4 separate regions of the Mus musculus genome follow, and all the other regions are linked to region 3. A link is a loop called in an ENCODE intact Hi-C map of the cell type or tissue named here. Cell type or tissue: heart. All regions are shown on one strand. Links, peaks and the distances in the headings refer to the core of each region. The heading gives the core; the rest is flanking DNA.

What was found. Hi-C counts contacts between places; a loop is a spot of excess contacts. Peaks named below come from ENCODE experiments on the same cell type or tissue, not always from the same donor. Only the 100,000 strongest peaks of a DNase experiment are listed, where the experiment ranks them.
Region 1: a loop joins it to region 3, with 2.5 times the contacts of the local background. A loop is called at or near these places in 10 of 42 quality-filtered maps.
Region 2: it touches region 3 in a loop (6-fold over the local background); 29 of 42 quality-filtered maps call a loop at or near these places.
Region 4: a loop joins it to region 3, with 5 times the contacts of the local background. A loop is called at or near these places in 22 of 42 quality-filtered maps.

Annotation. Positions count from the first base shown.
Region 1 is chr9:32,027,599-32,035,107 of GRCm38, forward strand. It overlaps Arhgap32 (Rho GTPase activating protein 32), which reads left to right and starts at 4,705. Exons shown (of 23, transcript NM_001370958.1): 1 at 4,705-5,134. In heart, for the core only: no CTCF peak of the experiment used is centred there; DNase peaks (open chromatin) are centred at 4,693 and 5,373; H3K4me3 peaks cover 2,711 bases; H3K27ac peaks cover 2,607 bases.
Region 2 is chr9:31,555,403-31,562,911 of GRCm38, forward strand. Gm31408 (a long non-coding RNA gene) reads left to right here and starts at 4,296. Exons shown (of 4, transcript XR_379214.3): 1 at 4,296-4,507. In heart, for the core only: a CTCF peak has its summit at 4,237 (motif pointing right); a DNase peak (open chromatin) is centred at 4,269; H3K4me3 peaks cover 489 bases; H3K27me3 peaks cover 905 bases.
Region 3 is chr9:32,155,621-32,163,129 of GRCm38, forward strand. The region is part of intron 5 of Arhgap32 (Rho GTPase activating protein 32); the gene reads left to right. Among named protein-coding and RNA genes, the nearest start is that of Arhgap32, 130 kb to the left of the region's middle. In heart, for the core only: a CTCF peak has its summit at 3,644 (motif pointing left); no DNase peak of the experiment used is centred there.
Region 4 is chr9:31,967,996-31,975,504 of GRCm38, forward strand. No RefSeq gene overlaps it. Among named protein-coding and RNA genes, the nearest start is that of Barx2, 58 kb to the left of the region's middle. In heart, for the core only: no CTCF peak of the experiment used is centred there; DNase peaks (open chromatin) are centred at 3,986 and 4,446; H3K4me3 peaks cover 1,079 bases; H3K27ac peaks cover 2,495 bases.

The sequences.
Region 1 (7,509 bases), core at 2,386-6,385, 130 kb before region 3:
TACACACATATACATGAAACAAAACCAACAAAAGCCAAGTATGACGTCATGTGTCTATAAACTTAGTGTTGGAGACAGGCTGGTCCCAGGAGTTTGCTGTCTGTTCAGTCTAGCCATACAGTAAGGTTCAAGTTGAGCAGGAGACCCTGTCTCAAAAAATAAGGTGGAAAGAAACAGAGGAAGACACCCCACTCCCTTTGCTAAACTATTTTTTAAGACTCTCCAGATACTTGCTTTGCTTTGCAAAATATTTAATTTTGTAATCTGAAGTTGTTCCCGTTCGCAATCCTACATAGTAACAAGTAACAATAGATAAGCGAGTTAGTTTTTTCCCTTGTTTCCTGTTAGTACCATTTATCAATATGGACACAGTGGTACAGAAACAAAGCCGCTGCCCTTGAACTCCTTACATTTTAATGAAAGAGATTTAAAAAAAAAGTATCGGTTTCACACAACAGCGGCACAGTGATGAGTGCTTTGTGAAAGGAAGGACGGGAGGCCAGAGGAGACAGAAACTTTAAAAGCCAGGAAAACGAGGCTGCCTTGAGGAATAGTGGGAGGCAGAGGTGAGGTCGGTGCCAAGAGAATGACAAAGGTAAAGAATGGATAGGTGGGCGGGGCTTAGGGATTGGAAAGGCTGGAGGAAGAGCTTCCGGTTTCACCAGTAGTGTGGTTAGAAGCAGGGAGCCCTGGAAGGCTCCAAGCAAGGAAAGTTAACCATTTGAAAGACATTCTCAGCCTGATGGTGGTGGTGGTGCATGCCTTTAAGTCCGGCAGGGGAATCTCTGTGAGTTTGTGGCTAGCCTGGTCTACAGAGCTAGTACCAGGACAACCAAGCTTACACAAAGAAACCTTGTCTGGAAACAAACAAACAAGCAAACAAACAACCGCATACTCTGTTGGCTGTATTGAGACTAGCCCTTGGGAAGAAAGAGTGAAAGCTCACTGGGTAGAGCGATCTCAAGACTCTTCCTGGATGTGGATGGCTAAGCAGGAAGGGATTATGTAGATTATAATTTTCTTTTAGGACCGGAAATGTAGCTGGGTAATAGTAAATGTTTGTCTAGCAGTATGTGTAAGATATGTAAGATCTTGGGTTTGATCCCTGGGCCTTCACACACACACACACACACACACACACACAGACACACACACACACACACACACACACACACACGAGACAGAGAGATACACACACATACAGAGAGAGAGACAGAGACAGAGAGAGGGAGAGAAAGAAAGAGAGAGAGAGAGAGAGAGAGAGAGAGAGAGAGAGAGAGAGAGAAGCTGAACATCATGGTGGCACATACCTGTAAACCCAGGACTCAAGGAGCAGAAGGATAGCGAGTTCCAGGCTAGCCTGAGTTACATAATGAGTTTGCATTTGAGTTACACAGAGAGACCCTGTCTTTAAAAAATGTTCTGTTTCAGATACATCAATTTTGAACTATCCAAGCATAGATGTCTGGGAGTCAGCTGCATATATAAGTCTGGAGCTCTGGGAGAGGTCAGAGTCAATGCATGGAATTCTATTTAAAGCCTGAAGCTGGAGACTGCCCAGGATGGGAGTGTAGATAAAGAATAGGAAAAGCCCAAGGTCAGAGCTCTGAAGTCAACATTCAGACTACTAGAGGACAGAGGGATGACAAAGGACTTGAATGATTCAAAAGCAAACATGCAGACAGGTGCAGCTGGTGTCATGGTTTTAAAAAAGAAAGAAAAACCGCTTTGTGGGAGAAAAGTGATGGGTGAGAAGATGAAAAGCTTATCATTTCAAGTGCACCCAGATTTGTCAAACCCCAATGAAGAGGACACCGTAAGTCCTTAAAATGTCTCCCAATGGCTAGGAGAAATGCTTCAGTTAGCAAATCTTTTTGTTTGTTTGCTTGTTTTTCAAGATGGGTGTTCTTTGTGTATCTCTGGCTGTCCTGGAACTCCATCTATAGACCAGATTGACTTCAAACTCAGAGATCTGTTGGCCTCTGCCTTCCAAGGGCTGTGATTATAAAGGCGTGGGTCACCACGCTCAGAAGATAACAAGTGTTCAACAACAACAACAACAACAACCAAACTTCCTTTGTTGCTCTCCCCCTTTTAGAATGGGAATGTAATATGGAGCTGGTCTCTTGGTCAGAAAAATAAATACACAAAGCAATGTCATTTGTCAGCTTGGGAAAATTCTCTATTAAGCTTGGCCCACTCTTAACAACTTGCTTGTCTCAAGCCAGCTGTTGAGTATTCAGTTTTGGGATTTAAATAAGCTCCTTTCTCTCCTTCTCTACAACTCAAGGTTAGGCAAGTGTTACAGTCATCTGTGAGGCTGCTCTTTGGCTGGCTTTTCTTGTCTGCACTGTGACTCTGCTTCTCAGCCCTGAGAGGACTGCAATGCAACAGATCTGAGATGCAGGGAGGGAGCCCAGATGCCACCTCCTGGAAGATGACAGTGCCAAGGCTGAGCGAGGAGGCCAGCCTGAGGCATCCAACAGCTTGGGGTGGGGTGTGCATTCCTCTTTCCTTGTAAATACCGAAGCAAGTCACACATAGAAAGCAAATCCTATCACTTAGCTTTGTTTTATAGTTGGATAGACTTTTTCTTTTTCTTTTTTAATTCTTATTTTTAGGGAATGTTGCAATTTTTGTGATTTATAAATTTAGTCGCTGAGGATATCAGGAAGACCGAGGTACTTGATTACTGGAAGTATATAGAATACCAAGGTCAGATGTGAACAGAACTGCCCAGTGGTCAAGCCTTGGGTTAATACGCAGGCTTAGCACTGATAAGCACTGACACAGAGGTCATTCGGAGGATTCTTTCCAGCGGGAGGGAGCAAGGCTCGCAACAGACAAAGGAGGATCAGAATCCCTGGACTTGCCTGTACCTCTCAGAAACCCCGGAATCCATTCTTTCTTCAAACTAGATAAAATACAAATAAAAATATAGTTCCCAAAAGACTTAAGAGGATTTAAAACACTATATATACATATCTATCTATCTATCTATCTATCTATCTATCTATCTATCTATCTCCTAAACCCTACCTATCTCCTTTATCTATCACCGAAGCCTAACCCTGGATTCATCTAATCATCAAACAGTCAGTATTTCAGGGTTTTATGTAAGACTTTAGGACATGAAGGCTTTCTGACTGGAATGCAGATGGACTCCGGAGGATATGAGCTGAGAGTAGTCAATATACCATGCCCTTGGGCAAAACTGGCCTCCTGTGGTGACCCAGTTCTTCTTCCTCTCTTGACTGCCTCGGGTATCACAGGAGAGTCACATTTCATGCTCACCATTCCCCAGACCAACACAAGTTACTGGATTCATTCTTGTGCCTCGGGTAGACATTGCTCACTGGGACCCAAAGGGGAAGTTTGGATTTGGTAAAAAGAAAGAAAATTCAATTTCAGGTTTTCAGAGTTCCTTGTTTACCTTCTCTTCAAGAAGACCCCTAAGATCCTTCTTCCAGTAGAGGGCTGAGGTTCATCTACCAAACATGGCTTCTTGATGTTTCCCATCCTAGTCTGTGTCTCTGCCATTCACATTCCACAGCTTTCCTGGTTCTATGCTAGAAAACATGTAGGCTATTTACCCTAAAGTAACGTTGGTTCTACTGACACTGTCAGGAAAATGGAATTACCATACATGTTCATTACTGTACACTCTCTAATTTCTCCCCAGGATGTGGTAAAATCCTGGTTTGTGTGTGCCCTTGAAATTCAGCTAATTGCGGTCAAGGCCATGTTTTACATTCAATGACTCCCACTGAAATGACTAAATGCTGAGTGGACCCAATCACTGCAGTGACATTAGATGATGCAGTATTTGGCATTAATAGGCTTAAACATAAAAGCAAGTTACGTAGGTTAACTGCTCCCCTTGCCCCCAACATTTCGATATGGAACGAGTCAGAAGGACTAAAAGGTATATAGATTAAAAGGGGGAGAGGGGGATGATGGAAGCTGCGGTAGAGGAAAATCAGACTATCCAGCTATCTCTCCTGCATTTTGTCATTCTGATGGTCGTTGCAGGTGGAAGTGCTGTTCAGCCTTCGGAGGCGGAACAAAAGAACCATGGAAGAATCAAGGGCAATGGCATCCAGTCAGGGGATTCCTAGGGAGTCCCTCTGTATCCGTCTCTTACCACGCACCTTCAAGTTCCCTACTCTTTCACCCTTTCTTGCCCTTCTCCTCAGCTACACCACTTTGAATTTGCTGGTCCAGAACTCTGGATGAAGAAGCTAACTGAGGGAACTCTCAGGCACCCTGCCCCTCAATTCCAAAATATAAGCGGTGCGAGTTCATTCTAGCCTCCAAGCAAGCAGAGAGCACGGGCGGAGGATCTCCTGCCTAGCGGCAACGACCCCTTCCCTCCCGGGTGCAGGGACAGGATTGTAGGGTCAGCAGTGGGAGGAGAGAAGCCACTGCCGTAGTCTCGGACGATGCCTTTTCCTGCGGCGGCTCTGGAATCTTTGCCCCCCCACCAGGACACAGAGGCCGAGGGGAGGACAGCCAAAGTGCAAGCCCCAGGGCGGCCACTCGGCTCCCCTCTTCCTCTCCAAGTGGCCCCCAGCCGCGCCCCCCGCCGTGCACATGCTTTCCCGGGACAACAGCAGGCGAGGCCTCGATGCGCGCGAGGCGGCCGTGCGCGCGCTCCTTGCGCCCTCCTCGCGCGTGCTCGTGCCCGCGGCCGCGGTGGCGCGCCTCTTCTCCCGCTGCGGGCGTCGCGGGTGCAGAGGAGGCGGAGCGCTGGAGGCGGAGGCCAAGCGGGCGCGGACCAGCGGGGCGGGGGCGACCCGAGGCGTGCGGGCGAGGGGGCTCTGCAGCGCGCGGCGGCGGCGGCGGCGGCCCGGGGGTCGTGACGGCCGCGGAAGGGGAGCGCGCCGCTTGCCTGAGGTGCAGACCCAAGGCCGCGGCCCGCAGCCGGCGCCCCCGCGCCTGACGGGGCGGCGAGGCGGGATGAGGCGCTGGCGCGGGGGGCGCCCGGCCGAGCCCCCGCGGCGGCCCTGGGCGGCCCGGCGCTAGGCGCGGCGGCGGCGGACGAGGACGGCGGGCCCAGCCCGCGGAGGGCAGACACGGAGCGGAGAGCGGCGCGAAGCGACGCCGCGGCGGCGCGGCGGGGCCGCGGGGCTCGGTAAGGCGCGGGCGGGCGGGCGGGCTGGCCGGGGGCGCCGCTGACGTGGGCCGCGCGGCGGGCAGGGCTGCGGGGCCTCCTAGCTTGGCCGGCACCGGTGCTTCTGGGCGTGCACGTTGCGATAGGATGCTCTTGGGGGCATCTCGGGTCTCTCCCGCCTCCCGGGGCGACAGAACTGCGTGCCCGCCACCTCTCGCTAGCATCCCTCGGCGAACTGGGCGTTCCGACGGCCTCCGGGCCTGCTGCGACGCTTCCCGCCCGAGGCCGAGTCCGGCAACTGCGCCCCTCCACGGGGACCCGGCTGCTCCCGGAGGAACCCCGGCGCGGGTAGGGGCAGCGGAGCCAGCGGTCTCCGCTCCCTGGGACTCCAGTGGAGTTTCTCCTCTTATTCTAATTGGTTGAAGTTGCTGTTTCAGTTGGACATTAGTGATGACTTAGTGCCTCTCTCTTCCCCCTGGCTTCCCTCGTCACCTCCCGCGTACTGCGTTACCCATTTTGTTGACTAGAGTAAATATTTATGTTAAAGGTTTCGTGCCTGGCGTAGAGGACACTGGAGGGAGAAAATCAGACCTGATTTCTTAGCTTTAGTCTGGATCCTTTAGATCCTTACCTGCAGTTGAGACTTAGAGAAAGTGGTGGGAGGAGGAGGCCCATCTCGGGATGCTTGGGATGGTCTCCTAGTTATCCTTTAGGAAATAGAATTGGGATAATTATAATCTTGATCGTATGCAGAACTACAGTCAAGCTGTAAACTGCTCGAGGCACTGCATGATGCTACATGGATAGCTGGGCCGTGGCACTGTTGTCAGCATCTCTTTTATTTTCCATTCTTTCAGAGTTTTATTTGGCGCAGATTGAGACCTTTTAAGTGCATCTGAATGGGCAGAACTTTTCTGATACATTGGTTGCTTATGTAAACACTGCCATTATTTGTGTGTTTCTATTGGAAGAAGAAAAGGCAAACGGTGCTTGTCGTAACTGGCCCTTGAAGTCCACAAACTGCTTAGTTTGATTCAGTGACTGGGTTTGTGGGAATATTTTTGAGTAATGATGCTTGTGGTTGGTGAATGCATTTTTTTCATTATTGAATGAACTGACGTCTACATTTGTTCCTTGGCCTTGAGTGGGAAGGCATCAGGAGCAGCAGTTGCCACAGCACAGCCTCAAGAGTTCAACCCTCTTGCTGAATGTTCTTGTTCATCGGGTTGTTTGTAAAGATGAGGGATGCTGATGTGATGTGATTCCCATTAGCAGGGATGTCTGGAATCTGATTCATCCTAAAGATAGCTATGGTGGAGCTGCTCCTCAGGACCAGAAGTGAGGTTGGAACTGTGCTTAAGCCAGTTAATCCGTTCTTATCGTGCTCTGTGTGGCAGTCTCTGGAATAAAGCAGCACTTTGGACAGAGGCTTGTCCAGCTGGAGCTATGGTGGCAGCCTAGATTGCTTATGATCCTGCCCATGGAGATGGGGGCAGGGTGACACGGGGTGGGGGTGGGGGCAACAACGTATGTGGGACAGAGAGGAAGTGTTAGTTGGAGAACCGTGGTCAGTTATATAACAGTTTTGTTTCCGAGGGAGAGGCTAAGAACCAGCAAGGCAGGCTCAGCTGTCATTAGAGCCTTTGATGTCGGGTTGAGTTCCAGTAGTAGTTATGTTCCTTTTATTTCCCTTTCCCAACCCCACATTATTTTTCAGTCACCAGAAGCTTAGCCACAGTTGGGCTGAGACGTTAATGGCAACGAATTCGTTTCCACTTCTTTCTAATTCGTTGTTTCTTTTGCTTTTATATTGAAGATGTTTTTATTGTTGCCTTTTCCTCTTTGGGTGACTTTTTCCTTCATTTCTTAGGGCAAGGTCTTGGAGATTCTAGCTTGGCCTCAACGTTGATCTGTAGCAGTGGACAACCATCAAATTCTGATTCCACTTTCTGATTAATGTTTAGATCACTAGACCCCATTTATATGGTGCTTTGTGCATGCTAGGCCAGCACTGTACCATCTGAGCTCCATCTCCATCAGATGGGTTTTCCATCAGAATATTCTCTTTCTAAACTGACTGGGCATATTATCTGCATAGTATATATAGACTCACTGTTTCTTATAGATGAATTTAATAAATGTCAGGGACTAGCAGATGTTTTTCTTCATAAGACAGTAGCAAAAGAAAATGACTAAACATAGCATCTTTAAAGGCTAAGACTAGCATCCATGAGAATTTTAAGGGTTTAACCAATGAACATGTAATCTGGTATCCATGGAAGCAGTCAAGAGGCAAGTGGACTTGAAGATAGGCCATGGCTATAGTTCTGTTCTAGTTACTTTTCTGTTGCTGTGATAAAACATGACTCAAAATAAACTTGGAGAGGAAAGGGCTT
Region 2 (7,509 bases), core at 1,841-5,840, 600 kb before region 3:
AGCGTGAAGGATCCAGTGCTGGGTAGTCACCTATGTGGGCTGCCATGTGGGTGTTGGGAATCAAACCCAGGTCCTCTGAAACAGCAACTGGGGCTTTTAGCTACAGAGCCATCCCTCCAACCCCAAGAAAATGCTCTTTAAACGACATAAAAAAAAACACCATTAATATTCCCAACAACCCACACCTTTATCTATCCCTTCCCTGCCTCTCCCCCCACTACCCTACTTCATACTCCTTCACTCACTACCCCTGCCCCAAGGCTTCCCTCCAACCTACGCTCACCTCCCAGCCTTTCTCCTCCTTCCGGGTTCCCTGCACCAACACTGAGTACATAGCTGAAACAGCTCAGGTCTTGGGTCCTCTAAACTCCTTCAACTCGGTCTCTCATGACTTCCTACCTGCCCCAAGCTCCTGAAAGACCCGGGTCTTATGTGTTTAGCCTGGAATATGTGTGAAAAATTAGGGAACTAGTAAAGAACTGGTGGGAGTACGTTCAGGGAGTAGGGATAGTAGACTACAGGATAGTAGACTACAGGTGAGGTTGCAGGAAGAGGGGGAGAATGTTGGAGACAGGAAGGCTCAAGCAGGTAGTGGTGTGATGGGGATCCAGGAACAGGGGGGTAGGGAAGGCTTAGCCAAATGAAGGGTTCATGAAGAAGCTACCTGGAAATCTGTCATTATTAAGTCAAGTTAGAAACGTAATAAAAGGCGATAGTGGATCACATGATATGAAAGACTAGGGGTGCAGAATACGGGGAGCTAGCCAGGCAGTGGTGGCACACGCCTTTAATCCCAGCACTTGGGAGGCAGAGGCAGGCGAATTTCTGAGTTCGAGGCCAGCCTGGTCTACAAAGTGAGTTCTAGGACAGCCAGGGCTATATGGAGAAACCCTGTCTCAAAAGTACCAAAAAAAAAAAAAAAAAAAAAAAAAACACCAAAAAACCAACCAAACAAACAAACAAAAAAACCCACCACCACCACCACCACCACCAAAAAAACAAAACCAAAACCAAAACCAAAACAAAAAACAACCAACCAACCAACCAAACCAAACCAAACCAAACCAAAACAGAAAAAGAAAAAAAAAAAAAAAGATGGCAGACAAGTGTAGGGAGTGGACGTGAGGGACGTGGTGATCTGGATTCCGTCTCATCAGGTGACCTCCTACTACTGTTAGCAGCTTCATAGGTGGTCACAGTATCACAGGTTCACTGTCTTTTATACCCTGTTCTCTTGCAGAGTCTCGAGCCTGTCTGAAGTCTGTAAGCAGTGTTTCTGGGACCCCTGGGGGAACATTTTTCATGCTGTGTGTCAGAATGCACAGCTCTTGGGCACCAGTGCTGTGTCACTCTATGGGTGTGTGGAGCCTCTGGCTCACTGAGGTTACAGTCTGCGAATGGAGTTCCCGGGAAGAGGTATGCCTGTCCTGGAAGGCCAGACAAGCTGAGGCTTCCATTCTGCCATGGGCTCTGCATGCAGTCAACTTGTATTTCTGTTTAAAGAGCTCTGGCAGAACATTCCCTGACTCCCCTAGCAAAGACACAGAGCGTATCACCAACATGCCATACCTGGAATTCCTGCATGGTATTCGGCCTCAATTTAAGCACAGATTCCTGTTTCATCTGAAGCCTGGCTGGCCCTCCTGGGAAAAGAGCTAGCCTATCTCTGGCCCTTGTCTATCTTACCTGCCTTTTGCCTCACTGCCAAGGCCTGTCCTTGCCAACCTGTAGTGCTAATTACTCTCTTATCAGATGGCTAAGAAGAGCCGTTTCTAGTTTCCTCCTTTTAGGAGCTATGCTTTTCAAGCTACACCGAAGACAAACACCATGTCTTGAAGTTCCAAGGCTAATAAGGGAAAAGCAACCCCATCTTCTTAGGCCATGGACCCTGCCCCAGATGCGCCAGCTCCCATTCCCAGAGAGCAGCTTATCTGCCCAGAATCCTCAGGTGTTTCTAGTTTGATTTCTATTGCTGTGACAAATACTATGGCCAAAAATAATAGGGAAGAAAGAATCTATTTGGCTTACACTTCCAGTTTATAGTTGGTCATTGAGGAAAGTTGGGGGAACCTGATAGAAGGCTCATTCACAGGCTGTGTTTCTGTTTCTTTAAAGAAAGATTAATTTGTTTGCATTGAGTGCATGTGTGTGTATGTGTGTTTATGTGTGTTTATATGTGTGTCTGTGTGTATATGTGTATATGTGTGTTTATATGTGTGTGTATGTGTGTTTATGTGTATGTGTGTTTGTATGTGTGTATATGTGTGTGTATGTGTGTATATGTGTGTTTATATGTGTGTGTATTTGTGTTTATATGTGTGTGTGTGTGACCACATAAGTGCCTGGTGACTGTAGAGGCCAGAAAAAGTCATCAGATCCCCTGAAGCTGGAGCTAAGGGCAGTTGTGAGATGTCCAGTAAGGGTCCTGGACACTAAACTCAGTCCTCTGTAAGAGTAGCAAGTAGCCTTAACCTCTGAGCCATGTCTTCAGTTCCTTAGTTAGCTGTCTTGTCACTCCCAGGGCCATCTGCCTAGGGGTGTAACTGTTTATAGTGGGCTGGGAATCCTGTATAAATTTGTAATTATGACAACCCCAGTCCCCAGATGTGCTCACAGGCCATTCTGATCTATGGAATTCCTCTATGGAGCCTTTCTTCTCAGATGAATTTAGCTTATGTCAAGCTGACAATCAAAGTGAATGAGGGCACCAGGAGTCAACCCCCTCTAGACTGGTGTGTTGAATAAAGATGCAGTATCGATACACCCAGAGAAACAGAAGCAGTAAAGCATCTATATGTACATGTTCAGTTGCCCCTTTGCTTCTGTGGCTCTGGAGTCAACAGACCATGGACCCGAAGTATTTGAAATAAATCATATTTGTATTGAACATGCACAGCCTGCTCTCCTTGCCGTTATCCTCTAAACGATTCAGTGTAAAAACTACTTAATAGCATTTACACTGTATTAGGTGTTGTATTACAGTACAAGACTATCTGATAGCATTCGCATTGCATTAGATAATTCAGAGATGAAGTTCATGGGAAGCAGGCACAGACCGCATGCAACCAACAGAAGGGACCTGAGCGTCTCTGGATTTGGGTAACCATATTGGTAGAGGGTCCTGGGACTAATTTCTCCTTCATATTGATGGATGGCTCTGTGTGGTTTGAGTGTGTGTGTGTGTCAAAATATTTTGAGAACTTGGCTTCCAAATTTGTCGGGGTGAGAGTCAGGGTGGACTCTAGGGAGGGCTGATCTTGCAGATGGAGTCTGGAGGCTACCCGGGAGGAGAATACTCTGCCTTGAGGCAGGACCTGCAGCTGTTCTTGCAGAAGACCAGGGTTCAGTTCCGCTCCCACATGGTAGCTCACAGCCATCCTTAACACCAGTCTCAGTACCGGTATCACACACCCTCCTCTGGCCTCTGCAGGCACCAGCCACACATACAGTGCCCATCCATACATGCAGCTAAGACGAGTCTCATGCACAGAAACCAAGAATAATTAACATATTATTATTATTATTATTATTATTATTATTAGATTGCAGAAGGTTCTGTAATGGCCTGTAGTCCTCACTAAGGGAAGGGTAACCATCCATAGCTTGTGCAGCAACTATATGACAGAAGTTTGTTTCAAGGCCTTGTGCCCAAGGGGCAGATCATCTTTTGGAGGAGGGTCGGACTCAATCATTCTACAGAGAGGAAAGGATACTTTTCAAAAAAAATACTTTACAGAGTTCTTGTTTTTCATTTGACAAACCCATGTCAGAAATAGTTCACAGCTTCAACAACACCCACTCCCCATTTCTGGGTGAATTTTTTGTTGTTGTAATTTAAAGCCTATTTATTATACCAACTTACTTTATAATATTTGATTTTATCTTATGTGTATTATTTTATTTAAGCTTTGGTTCAGTACTGTAAGTAAACACAAAACCTTCTTTACAGATAAAAAAAAAATCCCCAAAGTTTTGCCGTATTAACTTTCCTAAGCTCAAAAAGTTACGACCAGATTTCAGTCGTTTAACTTGAGAATCCACGTTTTGTTCGTGGCTACGCGAGGTTCGACGTTTATACCTCAGTATGAGACGGAACACACATTATTAAAGAGTTGCGTTTTATTTTCACCCTTGTTTTGTTTCACAGGTACTTAATGAAAGGGAGCAAATTGAATTTCGTTGGCAAGGCTGCAATATGTTATGAACTGTAGATGGTGCTGTTTACACACTTTTGTAATGGGAAACACCTCCTATGACCACCAGGGGGTGCTTGTTGCGCCGGAATAATTAGTTGCTACATCTTGAAGGACCAGGAAATGAAAGCCAGCATATTCCTTCCTCTGTACAGGCGCACACAGCTTCATCTCCCGGGACTCCAAACAGCTAGGTTCCTAAGCGCGTAGGTTTAGTCCACGAGGCACTTCTTACAGCCTGTGCTTGGCTCTCCTGCAGCAGCCAGTGGGAAGCGCAAGAGAGCCTTCATCCCTTCATTCCCTGGTCCTCTGAGGTATGTCTTTGATCCCACACACCCCAGTTCAAGATCATTTCACAATGGTATCATATCCTAGCTTCTTAGTCTTTTTCCATTCTCAGAGGTGAGAGAGGGTGCCAGACCTTGGAAAAGCAGGCATGAAGGGCGTTCCGAAGAAGCTAAGCACAATGAACAACGGGGGCGTCTCCACTCCACCCTGGGATTTGTCTGTCAGTGCAAGACTGCAGCTGAGATGCAGAGATGTAGCCTCTGAACACGCCATCCAGGGCTAGCATGAATTGCTCGCATTGTTTAGATAAACGTGGGATACAGTATGCTAAGCGAAGTAAATTAGCAACAGAAAGTCATAGCTTGCTTGAATCCACTTACCTCAGTGAGGTGTAGGCTGCACTGGCCTCAGTGGACGCTGGAAGCCTATGAAACGAAACGTAAAATTCAGGACATTTTCCCTAAAGCTGTCTTCCATCTGGGTCTGGGTGGAGATAGGCTGAGAGCATCCTCCTTTTTCAAGCCACTCTAGCTAGGAGCCAGGGAGTATGCAGGAGGCCCTCTATTTACCTCCATAGGTATGTGACCAGGAAGCTAATTTCCCAAGGGCAAGAGAAAAGAAGTGGGGGAAATTCTTCAAACAGGAATAGATGTGAACTGGGTCAGAGTAAGTCTGTTTGAATGCTAGAGAAGGATTGCTGAATGGAGAAGAGTCTACACAAGCGCTACCTTTTAAATAGGCTTATTGCAGTGTAACTGATATAAAAACTTGCACATAGTTCTGTGAGCTTGGACATTTGTTACATATGAACCATCTCTGCAGTCAAGGTAAATGCCACGTCCACCATCTCCCCAAGTTCCCTTATGCTTGTCATTTTTGTGTGTGTGATAAAAACACTAAGATGAGATCCACTCTTTTAACATGTTTTTGAGTGCACAGGACCATATCTTAAAACCTTAGGCATTACAGGTGGACAGATATCCAGCCCTTACCCATCTTCTGTAACTGTATACAACCTTACACTTGTTGGTAAGTCCCCACTTCCGTTTTCCAAAGGCTCCAGTGGCCACGATTTTATTTTCTGCTTTCACATGATGGACAGCCAGAGACACCTTCCATAAACCGAGTCCCATAGCCACTGTCCTCCATGGCTAAATCACATCGTATAGCAGACGTGTCACGCGTGATAGGATTTCTTTCCAGAATATACCTGTCCAGGTCTCTGCCCCTTTTGTAGAGAGATTGAAGAAGGGCAGGAAGGAGGAAAACGCAATAGTCACAGACTCGCTCTCTGACACCTTTTGAAGCATGTGTGGACCCTGACAACATCCTGGGCTATAGAGCCAGAAGAACAGAGTACTGGCAGGTAGCTTCAGTGCTCACTGGGGCTGCTTCTCAGTCATGGAGTGTGGGCAGGAAAGCCAACCCTGTAAGTTTGTTGAGAATACCTTACTGTACTGTACTATACTATACTATTCTGCTACAGAGTGGATATGGATATATACCTTCACTTCAAAGTCACATCTGTCCCATGCATCTGAAACTTATACTGTATGCACTTATTCTTCTGTCATCTGGCTAGATCTGCCTACAAATTCTCTTTTCCCCAAGGCTCGCTCACCTTAACATTTGTCTTTAGTACACAACTGAAGAGCAAAACCTAGCCCACAGCAGACACACCTCACTCCACGGGTATTTGCTGAGTGGGGTGGAGGGAGGATAAAAACGCACATCATTTCATATTTTTGAGCTGTATTGACATCTTATTAGAATAAAGCAATTGGTTTGACTCCTTTCTGTTTTACACACACACACACACACACACACACACACACACACACATGCACACACACGGTTGCTATTTAATAAAACCATCCCTCCTTTCCCTACCAGAAGTTCTACTGGCGTTGTGTGTTTCAAACACTCTTCGTCCCATCCTTCTTTTTCCCTCTTACTATTTTTGTCTGCCTTCTTCGTCTGGAGGCAGGGTTTAGTCATATGGTCCAGGCTTGTCTTGAACTCATGACCCCCCTGCATTACCTTCCCCAGTGCTGGGGTTATAGACACATCCCACCACACCTACCAACAGGTTGATTCTTGCAGAGTGGTGGATTCGGGTGACTTCGGTTGCATTTGTAGGTCTGAGATTCTGGTACCTCAAATATCTTCTTTTAAGTTAGCGCTGCAAAAAATGTCAAAACAAGCTTTCAGTGAGAAGGGACACAGACAGCGGGATACTTAACGTGGGGTGCTTAGCTTGCCTAGGTCACAGAGAGTTCTCTTGTCAAGTGGGTTCACAGCTTGCCTGGAGGTCCACCCCAACAAGCAATTCGAAAGCTCAGGCTTTCTGGTCTGGGGATATACTCCATGGGCACATGCACACTTCCTATCTGTCTCACACCTTTTTCCAATTCATGCAGTGGCAGAGGAAAACTTGTACTAACTTGTCAGTAACGGGGGTGGGTGGGGTGGGGGACACAGAGCTGAGCTCAGTGGCAGGCAGACTGTCCTCATGGTGGCTGGGCCATGAGAACAGACTTGGGTAGAGTGTCTTTCTTTTTGAAAGTAAGTGTCCGTGTTCTTCCCCTGAGATTTTTTGTCCCCATTACTTTTTACTCACAAGGGACAGCTTTCCCTCTGCAGCAGTCGGACACATGGCAGAGCATGGGCTGGAAGTTTACTGGGTTCAAATCCTGGCCTTGACTTTTGGCTGAGGCATGACATTAAGAAGTTCACTTTATGCCCGCAGTTAAATCACCTCTTTTGTAACACAGGTCACCTCAAGAGATGGTTGTGAAATGAGATAAGTGGCTCGGGTGCTTCCAACAGCACTTGGCAGTTTTAGGCAAGAGCTCAGCCATCAGGGAGTTGCTGGTCACCTCTGCTTCTCCTCTCCCAGCCTTTGATACAGTTTCTATTTATCTTAAGAGCATGGAGATCTACTGCTGTCACAGTGATACCCAGGGAGATACTGACCAAGATGAGGTATGGTCTCTGTTCTCAAGGATTTGTGATAAGATGTGGAGCC
Region 3 (7,509 bases), core at 1,173-5,172:
TTACTTTTCAGCTGTGATAGGGCACAGTGATCAAGGCAGCTTACAGAGGCGAGTGTTTAACTGGGGTGTGGTTTCAGAGGGTTCCAGCAGACATGGCAGCACGAACAGCTGACTTGAAACCTCAAAAGCCTGCAGCTAGTTACCTACTAACTCCATCAAGACCATAGCTCTTAAACTTACACAATCATCTCTAACTAACAGGTGGACAAGTAGTCGGACGTTTGAGTCTATGGGGGCTATTCTCATTCAGATAACTACAACATGCTATTTTACCTTATTTTTATAAAGCACTTACTTTTGTTTTATGTGGGTTTTGTCTACATGCATCTATATGCTCTGTGTGTGGGCTTGTGTTCACCAAGGTCAGAGGTGTTGGATCCCCTGGATCTGGAGTTAGAGATGTGTGTCACCTCATGGGTGCTGGTAACCTAGCAGTCCTTCGTAAGAGCAGCAGGTGTTCTTATCTACGTACCATCTCTCAGCCCCACTTAAAAAAATTGTACTATAATTTATTTAGCTACCTTCTTGTTAATAGATAATTCTGTTTTATTCATCTGACTGTGGATCATGGCATATATATGCTTAAAATATTGGTATTTATTTTCAAGGTTCTTTTAGGGGTGGTGTTGTTTTGTTTTGTTTTGTTTTGTTTTGTTTTGTTAGTGTAGTGATCTCCCTAATCTGCAGGGGATGCATCTTGAACCCTGTAGTGGTTGCCTATAATAGTATGGGTTTCTGTTATATACTGTCTTTTCCTAGGAAAAAAAGCTTGCTTAATTAATTAATTATTATTATTATTTGAGACAGGGTTTCTCTGTATAGTCTGGCTGTCCTCAAATTCACTCTGTAATTCACAAAGATCTGCCTATGTCTACCTCCATAGGATTAAAGGTGTGCACTACTACTGCCTAGTGAAAAGTTTAATTTAAAAATGAGGTGTAGTAAGAAGATAACAATAGTAAAATGTCAACAATAAATGATAATAAAATAAATAATTGCCGGGATATATTTAATAAAATTGCTAGTATCTACATTATGTTTTTGAGCCATTATTGCATGAAGTAAAGATTATTTAAGTATGAGTCCTACAGTACCATGGCAATTAATCTGATAATGGGAAGATGACTGAACAGCAAGTGGCTACACAGTGTTGAGTATGGTTCACAATGGATGGAGGGCAGGACAGCATGCTGTGTATCGCTCTTGTCAAGACTACACAGAGCTGAGAGCTCGAGCTGCTTATGTGTGTAACTTTCCAGTTAGTGACTTTGCACTTTGGAAGGCATGGGTGCCTGAAACTGCAGAATGCTAAACCACACGCAAGAGCGGGGTGAGTGTGTGTGTTAATCTATGCCCATTTGTAATGGGGGCAGTGGACTGTCCTGCCCAACATCCATAACAGCAGGCATTGTTAATCTTTTTGTGTTTTGTATACAGGACTGGTAAACTACAGTGATTCATTATTTTTCTTTAGCTAATGAATGACCTGCTTCACAGCTTGTCTCTCTCTGTCTATGCACTATATCTTAGAATACTTTATTTTCTTTTTATTATCATTCTTGTTTTTTCCCTGTCTTAACTGTGGTCGGGCACAGGACTAGACAAACCAACAAACTGTAGTCTGGAAATAGATACATGTGTATCTCTATTTTTATTGTTTAGTAAAGATTAACATTTTTGGATTCATGGGGCAAGATGAATTGATGATGGATTCTCCAGTGTTATGTTGATGCACAGGTCATCCATTTGGAAATTATTAAGCTTGGTTAGTGTCTTCCAAGGCTCTTCTACACTGTGTTCTGTTCCAGCTTAGAAAGGTGGATACTTTTAGAAAGGTGACTGAGGACCCGTGGGACTGAAGCTAAAATAGAGCCAGCATCTGAAACCAGGCCATCTGTACGGCACCCCTGAGAGCATTCCCTTGCTTCTTTCTTACTTTATACCTGATAAAATGGTTCTCAATCCTGTGTGTGTGTGTGTGTGTGTGTGTGTGTGTGTGTGTGTGTGAGAGAGAGAGAGAGAGAGAGAGAGAGAGAGAGAGAGAGAGAGAGAGAGAGAGAGAGAGAGCGCTCCTGTGAACCATGTGCTATATATGCTTTCCTGACCACTGGCCAGGTTGTTACTTAATCTTGGCTTTGCATTCTTTATCTTCACATGGGATTCCTTGATGCACCCTTGGTACTGGGTAATGGCAAGTGTTTCTTTTGCTAAGAAACTGTCTATGAACTGTGAGATCTGATTTAAAGAGCTGAGATGTGCAACTGTCTGTGAGCTGTGAGATCTGATTTAAAGAGCTGAGATGTGGCAGGATGCAGGGAAAAGGGCCATGATAGCAGAAGGCAGGCGGGAAGGCTATGCCACGTTGTGTTGTTTTAGTCTGCTTCCACCCAGTGCGAATAGCCATTTTACAAAATTAGTAAAAGTGCAGAGTTTCTTCTGTTTTAGAAATAGATTGTTCTGACGTCTTTACAGTCCTGCAACATGCTCTGTTATGTTACACGTGTTTTAAAAACAGAGTTCTTTTATCACTCCGCTAATATTTCATTGATTGCCTAAGCTGTTTTTTTTTTTTTTATTCTTGCTTCTTTTTAGTAAGTATCCTGGAGTAGTTGGCAGTAATTAGAGCTGTGCGTTGTTTGAAGGGTTCTTAAGTTTTTCTGTTGAAACCTTCCCAATAAAGGCTTTAATCTTATAATTATTATTTCAAGTTAACATTTAAGATTGCTCTGATTTGTTTTTGTCTTTTTAAAATGTTAGCTTTTATGTTTTATATTAAGGAAAGCACCTGTCTTGCCTTTTTAAATTTGTGAAATACTCTTAAAAATTAGGTCTAACCAGAGAGCCAGTTTTTAGTTTTCTTAATTTGTTATTTTTCAAAACATTAGTTTTAAAATATATTACTTATTTATTTTTTGATTGGTAAGTTTATTTTTTATTTTCTGCTTTTTCTGGACAAGAGTTGAGGAAAACATACTTACTAGTACTTACCTAACAAAAACTCTTGGCCATAAACCACTTTTTCCTCTATATTTTCCATTAATATTATGCTGGTGATGTCATATATCTTTTCTTGAAAGAAGTAAAGCTTCATAGGAATTGTTAACAATGCTTGTGCTTCCATCCAGTCAGTGTCTGGGTGTATTGTTGGGTATTTACCCAAAGTTGTGTTCCACCCACTGAGTGTTAATATGCACATTCAGTTTTTTGTATTTTTCTTTGACTAGTACTTTGGTGGCTACAAACTATGATTGTTGATGCACTAGTGTATTTTGTTTAGGAGAAACTAAAATATGAAAAGGAAAGATAATTGCTATCTCTTTTAGGCAATCTGGTGGCTCCTTAATCCTGGGAGGTCACCAAATTAGTGCTGAATTTAGTGCCAACACTGGCTGAGCATTGTATATCACAGCCCAGAACCCTCGGGCAACACAAGTGTGTACTATGCTGCTCCCAGCAACTTTTATTGCATTTTCCCAAATTGTAGTGTCTCATGAACAAAAATAATGATTTATCTAGATGTCAGAAAATAGTTTTGGGGAGAAGGGAAAAAGTCTCCTGTTGCATTTATAGAAGCAATGGATGGTACCTTATCAACCTGAAGCTGGCCTCCCTTCCTCTGTGCTCGATGTCACACCGCCACCTAGTGTCAGCATAGTGAATGGACTCTACCTGTCTTTTTACCCAAGGTTTAGGTATGCTGTTGAGTAACAATGCAAGGTACAGGTCAGATGTAGTCAGAAACATGGCATGGGAAAGTGTAAGTTTTAACACCTGTGTCCTGAGCTTTCTGGGAGGAGCCCTGTGCAGGCAACTAAGCAGTTCAGCTGGGACTCTCCTCACTAGAGAGGCAGGGGTGTGATCTAAGAACACTGAGGACTAATAGTACACTAGTACACTTTGGTTTTTTTTTTTTTTTTTTTTTTTTTTTTTTTTAAGCCTGGACTTGTATTTATTTTGAGACAAGATTTTATTCTGGAGCCTAGGTAGGTCTAGAACTTATAGTGTAGTCTGGGCTGACCACCTCTTCCTCCTGCTCCTCCTCCTCCATTGGACTCTTTCTACAAAATGCAGAGTAAAATGTTTTAGACTAACACACTGGCTCTGGACTCCCCTTCATTCCTTCTGGAGGGAATGAAATGCAGGGCCTCTCTTAACGTTGAGCTGCATCTATAGCCCTGGACTTTCATTTAAAAGAAGGTAATCTGAATACTTTATTTGACCTGTTTGCACATGGTCTCACTGGTTCTCCACAACACTTTCAGTAAAGGAATTTGAGGTAAGTGTTGCTTAAGAACTTAATTCTATGCTACAGTCATTCTGAAGGGTCCTTTATAACTAGAAAGCAGCAATCAAGTGCAACTTACACCTTAACAAAAGAGTCGGCCATAGTTTTCAAATGCCCTAGTTGAAAACTAAAACTACATGGGCAACATTGTTGCCTCGGTTATCTGAAGTAAATTCTGTAACATCCCTGGTCCTCAGTTTTCTCATTTGTTCAAGAAAAATGAAAACATCTATCCCAGTTATGTGTAGAATCGTGTGAGGAGTCAGTGAGGCGAGAGTCAAATAATAAACTAGATTACCTAGCACTCTCTGAAACATTTTAGATAGAAGTTCTTCTTCCTCCCTCCCTCCCTCCCTCCCTCCCTCCCTCCCTCCCTCCCTCCCTCCCTCCCTCCCTTCCTTCTGTGTGTGAATGGATGTGTACCATGCATATGCCCTGGCACATGAGGGACAGCAGAGGACACCTTGGGGGAGTTGGTTCCCTCTTTGCCCATATGGTTCCCGGAGATTGAATCCAGATTTGGTAGCAAGCGTCTTTACCTGCTTAGCCATCTCAGCGGCCAGCAATTCTATTTTGTAATGTGGTTTCTGAGACAGAGTCTTACAGTGCTGTCCAGGCTTGCCTAGATCCGTGCTGTCCTGGCTGGCCTTACTGCATGACCTTCCACTATAGGCATGCACTGCCATCCCTGTCTGGAGAGGCACCAGTGCTGAGGCATAAGTCTGGTGAAGTCTCACTTGCTTTGATGCCTGAGGGTGATGATGTCAGGACCGAGGTGGTAAGACTAACTTAACAGTGTGCTTTCTCCAGGGACTGTTCCTATCCCTAAACTAAGACAAACGGGAAATGCAGCTGTAATCTTATAGTCTTAAGTATATTCTGTAGTGATATTATGTCTGAGAGAAAAAAAATCCTTGTTGGATAATTGAAATGAACTCATACTGAGTTCTCAGTGCCACCGTCGTCCAAGATGTGGATTTCTAGCTGGGTATGAGTTTATCCTATTGGTATAAAAAGCCTTTGGATTATGAAAAATATATATTCTGGAGTCATAATTCATCATGAAACTTACCAAATTAGCTAAATATGCTTGAGACACAGTATTGTTGATTCTGAGGCTGTGGAAGGTGCAAGATATTACTCTATAAGCTACTATGTTGGCTTACCACAGTTACAGACTCAAGCCTGCACTCAAGCCTGCACTCAAAACAGCATCACAGACCAGGCTGTTTCTACCCACAGGGTGACTCACGCTGCTGCCTTGGGTGGTGGGATAGGAGAAACAAACATACCTTGTGTTTGGGATTTTGTAGCACAAGAGAGATACTTGCACTTGTGAAACTTGGAGTTAGTTTAGGATACGTATACTCCTACCCAACATTCCCTTTGCTGTGGTGGAGGGAGGGAGACAGACAGACAGACAGACATATTGAGAGAGATAATAAGAGAGTGACAGAGAGATAGACAGACAGAGCACGTGTGTGCTTGCTTGTTAACTCTAGAATCATTGCACCTTCTCTGAGGAAAAAGAAAGGAAGAGCTCTATTTGCAGACATCCTGGAATGTGAGCGCATGGCTCAGGGTGGGAGGCAAGGCTCTGTCTCAGGACAGTTTCACTACCCAGTCTTCCTTTGACCAGGTGCCAGTGCTCTTTGTTCAGAAAGCCCAGAGAACCCAAAGATGTGGAAGTTCTTACAAGGCATTGCTTCCTAACATGTATGTGCTCTGATGTGAGTCACAGTGGCCTTTGAGTGATTGTTGTTGTCATATGTTTGTTTGTTTTTACATCATCATACTGATCTGAGTGTGTTTGTAGTGTTTAGACATGAATGCATTAGTAGCTTCATCTATACCTGTCTGAGGAGACAGTGATCTGCTGACATTTTCTAGGTAGGTGCACTGAAGTGCATGCACATCTCCAGGCTTTCAGTAATAAATTACTGTGTTACTGATACTTGACCCATACACAGAATTACCGCTTATCTGCTTGTTAACGAAATATGATCCCATAGGTGTGTTTTTTTAAACCAGTGCTCTAAACTAAGTACTTGAGTTATTATTTTTAGTGTTAGGTATTAGGGGTTGAAGTATTATGTGGGTGGATCATTTAATAGTACATATCAGAACTTGTTCTCACATCTCTGCATCTCCTGTGGGCTGCTTCCATGAAAGGAGGCTTGTTTGCAGTCTGAACAACACAGATTCTGCCACCATATCCAACTGTAAGAGATGAATGAGAGGAGGACTCGGTGTGCTCTTGATTAGGCTTTGAGGAATGACTTGCTGTGGTGAGATGCTGTGTTTCCCTCTGCTTTATGCTGTTGCTTTCCACGCTTCCTGTTGAGAAAGGACTTTCTGAACACTTGAGGCTGCTGAATAGAGTTGTATTTTTAAAAATTTTCACAACACTAATGATGGTTGGTTTCCATGGTGACAAAAAAGTAAAGCGAACACAGGAAACATCATTCTGAAGATAGATTTGGAATGAATTTAGAAACATGAGCTTTGAAAGTTGTGCTGTTTCTAATAAGGACTGATATATTGCAGTTTTTTTTTTAATTTAAAAGGAGTGAAAATTATTTAAATTACTGAGTTTTGTTACCTTTTTCTGGATAAAATTATCTCATTATTTCATAGTGTGGTTTAGGTATTTCCAAAAACACATGAATTATTCAGACCTGATTGTAGGATGTCTTAAAAAGCATAGTTCACTTCCAGATAGCTTTCTTTAATACCTTGTATGGATACCTCGAGGGTATCTCTGTCAAAGAAAGAGAAAGAAGGAGGGAGGGAGGGAGGGAGGGAGGGAGGGAGGGAGGGAGGGAGGAAGGAAGGAAGGAAGGAAGGAAGGAAGGAAGGAATCTTTCCTCTGGGAAGGAAAGCAGTGGAGCAATAAGCACATGAGAAAGAAATGTATAAATGTATAGATATTTAGATGTCTCAGGTGGTCTCCTGAAGCACCCAGAGATGTATAGGGCTTATCTTTATTGGAGACTGGAAGGCATGTGAATATTGAAAGATAAAAGTAGAGCTCACCCAGAGAGGAGGAGGAAAAGATAAAGTAGCTGCTAGGGAAGTAAAGCATGTGTTTAGAAGACACTTTAACTCCTTACTTGGGCCTACAGCGCTGCATGCATAGAGATAAGTCATTGTGCTAAAGCTGCCATCACTGTGGGTTCCAGTCACTCATCTACGGGCATAAGGAAGATACTTAGAACACAGTG
Region 4 (7,509 bases), core at 2,248-6,247, 190 kb before region 3:
GATATTAGTTGTTTGTCAGCTATAGGACTGGTGAAGATCTTTTCTCATTCTGTAGACATTTTGTCCTATTGATGGTGTCCTTTGCTTTACAGAAGCTTTTAAGTTTCATGAGGTCCCATTAATTAATTATTGCTCTTAGTGCCTGAGCTACTAATATTCTGCTCAATAAGTTGTCTCCTGTAACAATGTGTTCAAGGTAGTTCTCCACTTTCTCTTGTATTCAATTTAGTATACCTGGTTTTATGTTGAAGTTTTTGGTCCACCCGGACTTGAGTTTTGTGCAGGGTGATAAATATGGTTCTATTTGCATTCTTCCACATGCAGACATCCAGTTAGACCAGCACTATTTGTCAAAGATGTTTTCATTTTTTCCATTGTATGATTCTGCCTTCTTTGTCAAAAAGCAACTGTCTATTGGTGTATGGGTTTATTTCTAGGTCTTTGATTCTATTCCATTGATCTACCTGTCTGTTTTTATTCCAATACTAAGTGGTTCTTATTACTATTGCTCTGTCCTATAGCTTGAAATCAGGGATGGTGATACCTCCAGGAGGTTTGTTTGTTTGTTTGTTTGTTTGTTTGTTTGTTTTTGTACAAGATTGTTTTATATATTCTGGGTTTTTTGTTTGTTTCATAAAAAGTTAAGAATTACTCTTTAGAAGTCTGTAAAAAAATTGAATTTGGAGTTTTGATGTAAATTGTGCTGAACCTGTAGATTGCTTTTGGTAAGATGGCCATTTTTACTATGTTAATCCTACTTCAAATCCAAGATCTTTCCATCTTCTGGTAGCTTCCTCAATTTCTTTCTTCAGAGATTTGAAGTTCTTGTCACACAGGTCTTTAACTTGTTTGGTTAGAGTTACACCAAGATATTTTATACTATTTGTGGCTATTGTGAAGGGTGTTTTTTCCCCAATCTCTTTCTTGGCCCATTTATCATTTGTATAAAGGAAAGCTACTGATTTGTTTGAGTTAATTTTTTATCTGGCCACTTTGCTGAAGGTGTTTATCAGCTATAGTTCTCTGGTAGAATTTTTAGAGTCACTAATATATACTATCATATCATCCACACATAGTGATTACCGTGACTTCTTCCTTTCCAATCCGTATTCTTTAGTTGTCTTATTGCTCTAGCTAGAACTTCAAGTACTATATTGAATAGATAGGGAGAGAGTGGGCAGCCTTGTCTTGTCCCTGATTTTAGTGGGATTGCTTTAAGTTTCTCTCCATTTAATTTGATGTTGGCTATTAGCATGCTGTATATTGCTTTTATTGTGTTAAGGTATAGCCCTTGTATCCCTGATCTCTCCAAGACTTTTAACATGAAGGGGTGTGGGATTCTATTAAAGGCTTGTTCAGCAACTAAGGAGATGATCGTGTGTTTTGTTTGTTTGTTTGTTTATATGTTGGCTTACATTGATGGATTTTCATATATTGACCCATTTTTGGCATGAAGACTACTTGATCATGATGGATGATGCTTTTGATGTGTTTTGGGATTGAGTTTGTAAGTAGTCTGTTGAGTATTTTTGCATCAATGTTCATAAGGGAAATTGGTCTGAAGTTCTTTTTCTCTGTTGAGTCTTCGTGTGGTTTAGGTATCAGGGTGACTGTGGCCTCCTAGAATGAGTTTGGCAATGTTTCTTCTGTTTCTATTTTGTGGAATAATAAATAAATAAGATATTATTTCTTCTTTGAAAATTTGGAAGAAGTCTGAGCTAAAACCATCACGCCATTGCTCTCTTTCCTGGTGTGTTTAATCAAACATCACTTCAGTCCCACTTAGAAACTATTCCCTTCTGTCCGTGGGTCCATGTTGAGTTTTCATGTATAACTGATTTCCCTAAAGATCTTTCTTTTGGACCCAGGTTCAATTCCCAGCACCCAAATGTCAGCGCACAATTATCTGTAACTCCAACTCCAGGGGATCTGACACCCTCACACAGGCATATGTACAGGTAAAATATTGATGCACAATTAAATAAAAGTAAATAAAAAATAATCTGAGCCATCATGCAATTTCTTTCTGGCTTTCTGAGGTATTCAGTCAAACATCATCGCAATTCTACTCAGAAACAAAAACATTCTCCTTTGTCCATGGGCCCGTGGTGGTGCACACCTTTAATCCCAGCACTCGGGAGGTAGAGGCAGGCGGATCTCTTTGAGTTATACGCCAGCTTGATCTATAGAGCTGATTCCAGGGCAGCCAGAGCTGGAAAGGAGATAAGAAAGCTCCTATCTGGAAAAAATAAAAACAAAATAAAACAAAAATGGGTCTCTTTTATAGGTTTGCACTATAGATTTTTCAGATCATGAGAAATTTGACCTAATGAACTTCTCCATGAAAGTACTGGAGACTGAAGAGAGTACAGCAATTAAAAGTGCACGCTTCTCTCCCAAAGGACTCAAGTTCAGTGCCCAGAACCTACACCGGATGGTTCACAGCCATCTGGCCATCTGTGCTTCCAGATCAGTGGATCCAGTGCCCTCTTCTGGCTTCTACAGACACCTGAACACACACACACACACACACACACACACACACACAATTTTGTCAGGTATCCACCATAGAAAATCTTTATTAGCCAGCCGGTGACCACACTGGTGGTTCCAGACCCAAGTGCAGTCCAGAGCCTCTCTCAGGGTAAGCTTTTAAGCACAAAACCCATATCCTGAGTTGACAAACCTCACATAGCAAGAACAGTCAGAAGCCAAGCTACAGAAGTTGAAAGGCAAGGTTACTGCATTTAGAACTTTGATAGATTAGGTCTTTGTTCTTGTTCTTGCTTTTTGATTTTGTTTTGTTTTTGGCAGGTGTTGCTACCTACATGCTGGGTCCCACGGTGTGAGTAGTACTTCCATCCTGGTGTCACTTTTGATATGGCCTGGAGGTCTGTTACAAAATAAAAATAAATCTAAAACGATATGAAGAATTATAATACGATTCAACTTATTTACTTATTACTTTGTTGCTTCCTTGAGATAGAATCTTGCTGGATTTGCCTGGAGTTTTCTTTGTAGCTTATCCTGGCCTTGAACTCATGATCTTCTGTCTCAGTCTCTGGAGTGCTAGGATTGTAGGCATGTGCCATTATGGTCAGCTAAAAGTTATTTTTAAAGTATTAAAATGGGGCAGGCTGATTTCTGAGTTCAAGGCTAGCCTGGTATACAAAGTGAGTTCCAGGACAGCCAGGGGCTATACAGAGAAACCCTGTCTAGAAAAACAAAAACAAACAAAAAAAGTATTAAAATGGAATTAAACATTTGACCTAGTATAAAGGCTTATTTTCTTTTACCTAAAACTTGGGGGATATGTTTACTTTAGCATTTAAAGAGTCCCTGAAAATATTGTGGGATCCAGGAGCTGGGCCTTCTGAGTCCAACTTACTAAATTTGCCCTGGTCTTCCTGATTTTGTTTTCCTAATCCCAAGTCTTTTCACAACTGGTATTCAAGTTGCTTATTTTTAATGACCCTAAAAGTTGTTTTATAATCAAATGAAAGAGGAGTTCCAGAAGCAATTTATAAGCAGCTCTAACTGGGTGTAGTATATAGAGGTGGTATAGAGGATCTTTGTGAGTTCAAGGCCAGCCTGAGCCACAAAGAGAATTCCAGAAGGGCCAGAGTGACATAGAGAGACTGTCTCAAAAAAAGAGCAACAAGGAAAATACCAGAATCTAGACAAATAAGAGCAACCTTGGGATGAGGAAAAAAGTGTGTGCTGGGGGTGTGGAACTAGCTTTCCTTCATAGAAGGAAAGGGTAGCCAGTGGAGGATACCATTAATTTGGGAAGTAGAGAAAAACTGTGTCTTCCTCAGCATTTTACAGAGGTTCAAGCCTTGGTAGTGCTCTCCCCTTGGATCTGGACAGCTGTCAGAAAATCAATGGGGAGGAGGAACAAACATATGTCAAGACACAGGCAGCATCTAACTGCAAAAGCTGAGCCACAGGCCCAGCTCCACCAGATGGCAGTGCGTCAACAGGGAGCCTGGCTACGAGACTGGGGAACCCCAATTACATGACCCTGTGTGGGTGCAGGAGCAGGGAGACTGTTAGATTGCTGCTGATAATGTTTCGTGTCTCATGAGCTAATGAGGATTTGTTTTCTTAACAGCAAAGAATGCAATAGTGAGTCCATTACTATATTCTTTGTCCACAATAAAAACTATGACCGGGATGGGGAGTTATGACACAGGAATGAACCTGTAATAGGACAGGCATTGTATACCAATTAAATCACCAGCATTGTTATTGTCAATTATAAACATCACTGAACTGGCCTTCCAGATTGCCTGAGTGAGGCTGTAAATTGTACAGACAGTCCAGGCTAATAGTCATTCCAAGAATAGTCTCTGTGAAGATAAGAGGCTTGCTATGTCAAAGGTCATACTCACCAGCCACACAGTTTCCACCCCTCCCCCAGCAGCCAAGGACATGCAGAGAATGGCTGCACAGCCCATCAGCAGGCAGCCCTGTGCAGGCTGCCAAACAGCTACAGGAGCAGGAACCTTTGCTGTTAGAGCTCTGGTCTCACCCTGCTGGGGCTGCCATAGCAACCTGCTGCACACTCAGTGGCTCACGCAATGCAAACCGGCTCCTCACAGTTGAGGAGACAGTGTACGTTGGTGTGATCGGCTTCTGAGATCTCTCTTTGGCAGATGGAGACCATGTTTTCCCTTGGTTTTCACACGGGCCTCCTTCCGTGCTTATCAGTTCTGATTCCTCATCATGTGTGGCTATCGGACTGGGTTAAAACCTACTCTAATGACCTCATAACTCCAGATCTGCTCAGATCCCAGGGTGCCAGGGCTTAGGGCTTCAGCACATAAACTTTGGAGGGTCACAGCTAAGCCTGTGACAGTAACACTCAAACTCTTTCTCGGATGCTCCCTCTGACTGTGCGGGCAATGTACTAACACTAACCGAAGAAGCCACTTTCTAGATCTAGGAATCTCTGGCTATAAAACTAAAGGGGCCACTTACATAATCTCCATGGTCTCACTCTGTGATCACATAAGCCTGAATTGCAAGTGTTAATTTCGCAAAACAGAGAGTAGGGTTTCCAAACCAACCACAAAGGGGCAATTGTCTGTGTGCATGGAAATCATTGTGTGTCTGCTCACCCAAGTCTTCACCGAGTCACATCTGTAAAAATGACTTCAGTAGTTCAGGAAGGCCACACTCCGAATAAAACAGTAAGAATGTGTGTTGGGTAATTAATCTCTTGGGATTTGTAGAAAAAAAAATACACTTAAGGATCCCACAAGTCGTCAGTCTTCTGGAAGTTTCCCTGTTGTTTCCTCCTCTTTGTTTTCATAGATGCATTTATTTTATGTGTGTTTCGCTTACATATATCTGTGTACTACATGTGTGCCTGATGCCTGAAGAAGTCAGAAGAGGGCATTTGATCACCTGGAACTGGAATTACAGATAATTGTGTGTCACTACATGGGTACTGGAGATCAAACTGTGATCCTCTGCAAGAACAAGTACTCTCAGCCACTGAGCCATCTCTCTAGCACCCATCCATCTTATGCCATGAGTCCTTGCCTGTATCAGGATGGTATTCTGTCTTCAGGGATGAACTGCTCCTGTATCCCTCTGTCCTGTTGTTCTACAGGGCAGTCACCACCTTCATTGCTCAACTCAAAAGCTACCTCCTCCATAAAGCCGTCTTACCATAGCCAGAGAAACCTGCCTGCCCTCTTCTCTATCCATTAAACCTGATGCACACTTCTGTGGTAACAAATACAGACTGAGTGTCCCTTATCCAAAATGCTTTCAACTAGAATTGTTTCTGAGTTCTTGCACATTCTAGAAAAGGCACAAAGATAGAATGAGATATCTCAGGCATGAGGCGCGCATCTAAACCCAGAACCCATCTCTGCTTCTTACATAAGTGTTATGGCTTAAACAAGGAGTGTCCCAAACAGTTACACATTGAAGGTTTGCTCTCCAATATACCCATCCATGTGCAAAGGTATGGCTTTGAAGAAGTGATGAATCATGCGGGTTCTGACTTTTTAGAAAACCTGTTTATTTCACAATTTCATATGCATATAATGTATCTTATCATACTTCTCCAATTCTCCTCTCATCCATTTCCTTTTTCTCCCTCCAATAAGCACCATCCTGCTCTTATGTCTTTTTTGGGGGGTGCAGTAGATATTTCAAGACAGGGTTTCTCTTTCTCTATGTAGCCCTGGCTGTCCTGGAACTCTATGTGTAACCATTCTAGCCTCAAACTCAGAGACTCACCTGCCTCTGACTCCCTAGTATTGGGATTAAAAGCATGCACTACCACCATCTGGCTTCATATCTATTTGTATATGTATGTAGCCCACAATATATATGTGTGTGTGTGTGTATTGGTTTTTAGACCAGGCTGGCCTTGAACTCAGAAATCTGCCTGCCTCTGCCTCCCAAGTGTTGAGATTAAAGGCATGCGCCACCACTGCCCGACACCCACTGTATTTAATTAAGATTGCACCACTGAAGAATATGACTCCCTCTCTTTCAGTAACAATCTCAGTTACTTTTCTAATACTGTGAAGAGACACCATGATCGAGGCAATTTATAAAAGCAAGCAAGCATTTAAATTGGTGCTCATAGGTCCAGAGGGTTAGTCCATGGCCCTCATACTGGGAAGTTGGCAACAGGCACGGCACTGGAGCAGTAGCTAAGAGCTTACTTAGATCCACAAGCAAGAGAGGGAGGAAGAGACAGGCAGGCAGGCAGGCAGGCAGACGGACAGACAGATGCACAGAGACACACAGAGAGGGACAGAGAGAGATAGAAGGAAGGGGGCTACCTGGGAATGGCATGGGCTTTTGAAACCTCAAAGTCCACTCACAGAAAGAGTCCTCCTCCAACAAGGCCACAGCTTCCAATCCTCACCACACAGCTCCACCAACTGGGGAACCAAGCATTCAAACATAAGAGTCTGCGTGGACTATTCTCATTCAAACCAGCATAGCAACCTTTCTGTGCCTATAGCTTCTCATCAAGGTGTGGAACCTATGACCACCTTTTCCACTCACGATGGAGTGTCCATGAGCCCAGTCTTATGCAGGTAGACAGTGTTGCTCTAAGTTCATAGGTGCAATAGCCATATCATGTACATAGTATATTTCACAATACTCCCTTCCAACCTCCAGCTCTTATGTTCTTGATACTCCCCTTTCTATGACATTCCCTAACCTCAGAGGGGGTAGCATAGATGCCCTGTATCTTAGTTAAGGTTTTTATTGCTAGCATAAAACTCCTTGACCAAAAAGCAAGTTAGGGAAGAAAGGGTTTATTTGCCGTACACGTCTACTTTGTAGATCATCACTAAAGGAAGCCAGGACAGGAACTCAAACAGGGTAGGAACCTGGAGGCAGGAGCTGATGGAGAGGCCATAGAGGGGTGCTGCTTACTGGCTTGCTCACCAGAGCTTGCTCAGCCTGCTTTCTTATGTTGTGTATAAACTGAGGGTTTGGGCATCTGATGTATAAAGTGAGGACAGG